Linked DNA regions of Homo sapiens: region 1 is linked to region 2. The links are chromatin contacts, found by Hi-C in ENCODE. All regions are on one chromosome and are shown on one strand. The core of a region is the stretch at or near the end of the contact, and the rest is flanking DNA. Distances in the headings are between cores, read along the strand shown. Region 1 has its middle 130 kb from the start of CHST15. Region 2 holds the start of FAM53B (family with sequence similarity 53 member B).

The links. A loop is a pair of places that touch in the nucleus more often than their neighbours do. Pooled maps may share reads with other maps.
Region 1: a loop to region 2 is called in a pooled map, with 9 times the contacts of the local background. The contact joins the enhancer-like site here to the promoter of FAM53B in region 2. A Hi-C loop is called at or near these places in 2 of 168 maps with a recorded cell type or tissue (B cell and naive thymus-derived CD4-positive, alpha-beta T cell), 5 of 37 single-sample maps with no recorded cell type and 8 of 50 pooled maps.

Annotation. Positions count from the first base shown.
Region 1 is chr10:124,223,411-124,226,729 of GRCh38, forward strand. No RefSeq gene overlaps it. Among named protein-coding and RNA genes, the nearest start is that of CHST15, 130 kb to the left of the region's middle. Within about 2 kb of position 1,346, at least 3 of the 41 ENCODE cell types and tissues checked have a DNase peak (open chromatin) inside an H3K27ac peak, as active enhancers do.
Region 2 is chr10:124,743,098-124,746,048 of GRCh38, forward strand. It overlaps FAM53B (family with sequence similarity 53 member B), which reads right to left and starts at 1,281. Exons shown (of 5, transcript NM_014661.4): 1 at 916-1,281. RefSeq lists silencers at 160-239, 330-539, 860-1,019, 1,070-1,179, 1,200-1,249 and 1 more.

The sequences.
Region 1 (3,319 bases), core at 96-2,595, 520 kb before region 2:
GCCTGGAGTCACAAAGCAGTCAAGGCTGGGCCAGGAGTCCAACCCAGGTGGTGTGACAGGCAGTCCGGACACTCTCCCGGCCACTTGGGCATCCTTGCACAGCTGAAGAGCCTGGACAGTAAGGGGAGGTACCACGCAAGGGCAGTGATGACAGGGCACAGCATAACCCTGCACCCCCTTACCCAGGCCTCTTTATAGATGCCCAGATTTGGGGCAGAACTGCCTGGCTGACTTTCCTGCATCAGTGACATTTGACACCTGACCTGGGAGGTTTTGAAGTGAGGAAAACTGATGACACATTTCTGCACATTCCCACTGTTCAATGCCAGCCGAGAACACTCTTGAGAAGTACAAGGGGTTTGGCTAAATCTCCTGCCTGGAATGGGACAAGAGCAGGTAAGAGGCAGCCCCCCTGTACACAGAAGCATCGGCAGGCAGGGTCATACGCATTCCCAGCAGGTTGTGCAGAGGTAGGCTCCTGGGTCAGCGGGAGGAACCCAAACACTGGTGATGACAAGGGCATGCCCAGGCCTTCCTGTGCACTTCCGAGAGCCAGGGCCTGGAGATGGGAACATGTAAGCCAGGCCATGAAGCACTGAGAAGTCTGTTTAACTAAAGTGGGCAGGGATGCTCAAGGACCCACCAGGAGATGGAAGGGGCTGCGGTCAAAGGCCCTGACGCTGGAGGTTTTCAGTCTCACCCCCTCCTTTCTGGCAGTAGAGGAATTCTGAGTGTTTCCCATCTCTTCCACCTCCTCATTTGCTGCTGTTTTCCAACCCTTACTTTAAATTCCCCACCAACATACACATGCACACACAAACACACAGCTTCTAGAGCCCCATCTCCATATATCAAGTGAAAAGAGTGATTTTCATGGGTAAACCTTGTTTCCCAAGGATGCAGCCTGGCCCTTGGTCAATGTGAGGGGAACTTAACCAGCTCCTCCAAGACTGAGATTTGGCTTCGAGTTCAGCATGGAGCCGGGACCCCCAGGGCTGGTCAGTGAAAGTGAGTGGAGCTGAATACCAACAGGGCTGGGGTGGAGTGGGTCCAGGGCCCACGCCACAGCCCTGGCTCTTTCCACGCTGCGGTGGCCACCTCAGCCCCAGCCTGTGTCTGGGATGCTGTCGAAGTAGCGAAGTGCTTCATGCACCAGCATCAGGTGGCCGTGATCAGGCTATGGGTTTAACGCAGCATGAAGATGGGTGGGGAATGGGATCACCTCTCTCTGCCTGCATCCCCCAGACCCTGGAGTCTGCTCCACAGAAGGCAGAAGCTGAGTGAGTGAGCTGGGAGGCCCGGGAAGCATATCTCCAGTGCCATTCCCAGTCTGGGCACCAGCCTCCTCTGCGCCCTGCGGGCTACGGGCCAGCCCCTGGGCTCCAGCCTCCCACGTACGATGCCTATTTGGAAGTGAACCAGGATAGAATTTCTAAGGGTTGAGCCACCTTCCTGGGATCACTTGCTGAGTCAGATGCTGCCAGAACCACAGAATGTCCCCAAAATTCACAAGACACCCATATCCTTTCTCAGGGCACCGGCTCATTTATGTGCAGGCTGAAGCTATTTGGTTTGTTCTAAAAAGCGTGGCACCAGCAGCTTCAGTTAAAGAGATCGCAAACTTTGCAGACACAAACAACTTGAAAAATAGGTCAAATCCTGTTTTGTACATTCACAGGGCTGCCTTTTCCAGCGTTTCTCCCTAAAATCAAATCAGCAGTGTATGTAAATGAGTTGAGAGAATTCATTACGTTAATTTATCTAATTTTGGAGGCAAACCTGAAACAAACAGCGCCTCACTTTCTAACACTCAGGCCCTCATAGAATATTGATTCCTGAGTTTTACTGGCCTTGCACGAAGGCCTTTTTATAGCCCCAAAGGAATGAGATCATCAGTTTCCTCAGGCATACAAATGTCCTGCTCAGAGGCCCTGAGACAGCATTCTCCAAGGTCATTTCAAGGGATGGCTGGCATGGTAGACCACCCAAAGCTCAGATTTGGGAGTCTATGGGACGTGCATGCAGAAGCACTGTGCCTGGGGCCACCGATCCCAGCAAGATCAACAGCTGCGAATGGCAAGTGGTCCCAGCAGAGGTGGCGGTGAGGTCCATATTATTTCAGGATCCTGGCAGTGTTCATGGTAGTAAGCTGTGGAATTAAGAATATTTCCAGGGCCAAGGCTGCCAGCAACAGAGCTGTGTTCATGGCAGAAAGAAGCCCAGACAAACAGTGATGGCTTCATCACCTCCTGCCTCTCAGTGGGCCAGTGTGATGTCCTCAGAATGATACATTTCACTGTGAAGAACCCCAAATTCCCATGTGACCCCGGAGCCAGCCGTTTTAGCAGACTAACCATGATTTTCATCCAGTTTTGTGAACAGTGATTGCCACTGCTGGCCAGTCCCTCAAGGCAGCCAAGTAGGTGCAGGACTGTATTTTATATTTGGAAGAACACAAGGAGCTCTGTCTGACCCCAAATGTCTCTTTGCTGCCTGTTGGTAGCTGGGGCCAAGGGTCTCCTGCAGCTAGGATCACAGGCCTTCAAGATGGGTGCAAGGCAGAGCACACAGAGCTCAGGGCACGCGGTGGACTGCTTTGCAGTCCTTGCTCTGCCTCGGAATACCGTGTGGAATATTGTGTACAATACCGTGTGGAATGCCATGTGGAATATTGTGTGGAATACCGTGTGAAATACCATGTGGAATATTTTGTGGGATACCGTGTGGAATATTGTACGGAATAACATGTGGAATAATGTGTGGAATAATGTGTGGAATACTGTGTGGATACCATGTGGAATAACGTGTGGAATACGGTGTGCAACACAGTGTGGAATACCATGTGGGATATTGCGTGGAATACCGTGTGGAATACAGTGTGGAACATTGTGTGGAATACTGTGAGGAATATAGTGTGGAATACTATGTGGAATATTGTGTGGAATACCATGCGGAACACTGTGTGGAATAACGTGGGGAATATTGTGTGGGATACCATGTGGAATAACGTGTAGAATATGGCGTGGAACACAGTGTGGAATACCACGTGGAACATTGTGTGGAATACTGTGTGGAATACAGTGTGGAATACTTTGTGGAATACCGTGTGGAATATTGTGTGAAATACCATGTGGAATATTCTTTGGAACACTGTCTGGAATACCATGTGGAATACCCAGTGGAATATTGTGTGAAATACTGTGCAGAATATCGTGTGGAATACCGTGTGGAATACTGAGTGGAATACCATGTGGAATACCGTATGGAATACCATGTGCAGTACCGTGTGGAATACTGTGTGGAATACCATGTGAAATAT
Region 2 (2,951 bases), core at 31-2,530:
ATTGTTCCCCAAGTCCGAAAATGGGGGTGGAGAGCTGGGGGCTGGGGGACAAGGTGGGGGGGCGGGGGGAGCGAGAACACACTTGGGACAACACAAACCGCAAACCCTCCCCGGATTCTGGGTGTCCTCGTTTCTTTCGTCTCTGCCCCAAGAGAAACCCTGAGCGGGGAACCTGACTCCCACGGGCTTGCAAAATCCAAGACTAGCAAAAATGTGACTCGACCAGTGTGCCTGTGCCGGACGGCCCTTCTCGCCATGTGCAAAAGCCACGCCGGCGCGGACGCCCCCACTCCGCAAGCCCCAGCGGTGGCCTCCCCGCGGGCTTCCCCCGCCCGGGACAGAATGCCCCCTCACCCCCATCCTGACCGCCCCGGACAGTCCAGCAGCAGCGGAGCCCGCCGCCTCGCTCCCGCACCCCGGGGGTGGCGGGTGCAAACTTCCGCGAACAAAAGAGTTGTCTGCAAACGATGCGGGAACTTCGGGGCGAATGGGGCCGCCCGGCTCCCGAGACTCCGCGCCTCCTCCGCAGCGGCTAGTCAGGGCTCAAGTTGAGACGCGGAGAGGACACCCCCGGGCGCAGCAGTCCCCGCGCCCGCCCGCCCTGGCCTGGGGAGCGCAGACTTTTCCGCCGCAGCCAGGCTTGTTCTTCCCCATGCCTGTGCTCTGACAAGTCTCACGCCTGCATCAGGGGCGAGACCGAGCGCCCGGAGAAACCGCCCGACCCAACCCAAAGGCGAAACAAGGCAGAAAAAAAGGAAACCAGCAACATTAGGAAAAAAGAAAAAAAAAAGGCAAGCCCATTGCGCACGCGAGCCGGGCTCCCTCCAGCCAGCGGCCGGGACGCACACGGCCCGGACCTCGCTCGGGGCCAGCCCCCCGGCCACCGCCGCCGCCGCCCGGCCCCGGGTCGCTTACTGTGCGCGGCGGGGCGCTCCGGGCGCGGACCCCGCGCCGTCACCGCCAGCGCTCGCCAAGTCGTCCGGGGTGCCCGCCGCGCGTCCGCCGCGCGCACGCTCGCCTGCCGGCGCCGAGCGCTTTGTACGAGCGACTCCCGGGGAGGAGGAAATCGACTTGTCACTTCCTGAAGTGTTTGCAACTCGTCCCTTTAACCGGCACCGGCCAGGCCGCCCGCACCCGCCGCCGCCGCGGAGCCGCCAGACCGCGGCTGCGTGAACTCGGCCCGGCGCTTAGCGGGCGGTGTCGCGGGCCCGGGCGCTAGGCGCGGCGGCGGCGTGCAGGAGGCAGGCGGCGTGCGGCGGCGGCGGCAGGCGAGTGTGCAGTGCGCGCAGCCGCCGATGGGCGGGGAGTGAGGGACTCGCGGCGCGCCGCCGGCGGGGCTAGAGGGCGTCCTGCGGGCTCAGCCGCGCGCCGCTCGCCGCGCTCGCGCCTGCGAGGCCCCGGGACGCGGGAAGTGGCCCCGGGCCTGGGCCGCGCCACCGCGGCTGCCCGGGCCCCGCGCCAGAGGCCCTACGGGCTTCTCTCCCCGCCCCCAGCACGAGCCGGGATGAAAACGCTGGGCCGCATAGGCTTCAGGCGTCCAGCTTCCGGGTTGTTAGATGCCGAGGTTCAAAAGAAACGATCACTTCAGTGGCGTGCAGGACAGCGGGCGGGTGGGGTCGGGGAGGGGGGACCTTAAAGTGTTGTCACACTTTGGGAAAATAAAGCGCAAATTTCCTAACTCGGGGCGCTGTGACTGTGTACTTCAGAAGCCACATCCAAAATACATGCAACTGGCGAAGGAAGGATTTGTGGTTGCTAAGCAGAGGCAGAGCATGTTTAGTTCTGTAACTTAGGATGTTGACTTAAGTTCAGGAATGTAACCCTGATAGAATAAGCAGAGTATTTTCATTGTGCTGCTCACCTGGGGGAGGGGGATTGTTTTCCTTGTGAAGCCCTAGATTTCCCATTACTCCTTCCTACTGGTGTATGTTATTTTATTGACCTTGTATCCAAAAAGCGATTTTTAAAGAGAAGTTTTTTTAAAACTCCCTATGCCTGTTTTGTGTTCTCCTTTGCCAAAAAAACAAAACACCTCATTACTTTACATGGATTGTGTCTGCGCCATTTGAATGGTTCTATTCATAAATAAGGAAACTTTTTCTGTTGCTTCTAGGAACATTTAATTGGTTTTAATCCAATGTTTCAATCCCAGTATCAAACATAAATGAACAATTAACTTCTTGAGCTTTGTGTGCTTGGGAAACTATTATATTTCATGGCTATTGCTGAAATATTTCAGAATATCATCACACCGGACCCATTCTTTTCAGAAAAGCATGAACTGACATCTCCTTTCACACTACAGCTCGCTCCACTGAGTTCTGCTGCATGATTAGAATGGACAGCAATCAGTGGAAAGGATATGAGTCTATTCATTTCAAGTTACATGATGTGGGATAGAGTCAGTTCATCCTAGAAAGCCAAAATGAGCTAACATACAGAATACAGCATACTAAGATATTGATATCCTTACCCATATACGTTGCTTTTTAAAAATGCATTAAGGACCAATCTTGAAAGGAACAAGATCCAAGAACCGATGGTGAACAAAAGAAGGCCCAAGGAATAATCTAAGAATGCTGCTATGCTTAACGAAAAGAGTCAGTGTTTCCCTAAAGCCATCTGATATCACACAATCACCTCAGCCTTTCAGAGCTTTAAGGACAGAGTTTAATTTACTAACGTTTTATTAGGAAGCCTAGAGTGACTCCTGCTGGCAAACATTCAGTTTATTCCTACAATTACTAGTTCATCAGGTCAACTTAAAAAACAAGATGCAGGGTCCCAGGCCTGGAAACAATTATTACAACCATTATTCTTGTTGCTTTCAGGATGATTTGCGTTTCACATTCCAAGGATGGTGGTCATGGCCAGTTCCTCTGCTGTAACACCTCCTTTCCAACCTAAAGCAGCCTGTTTTTCTGGTTCTGAGGCTTTCTTGAGGCTGTCTA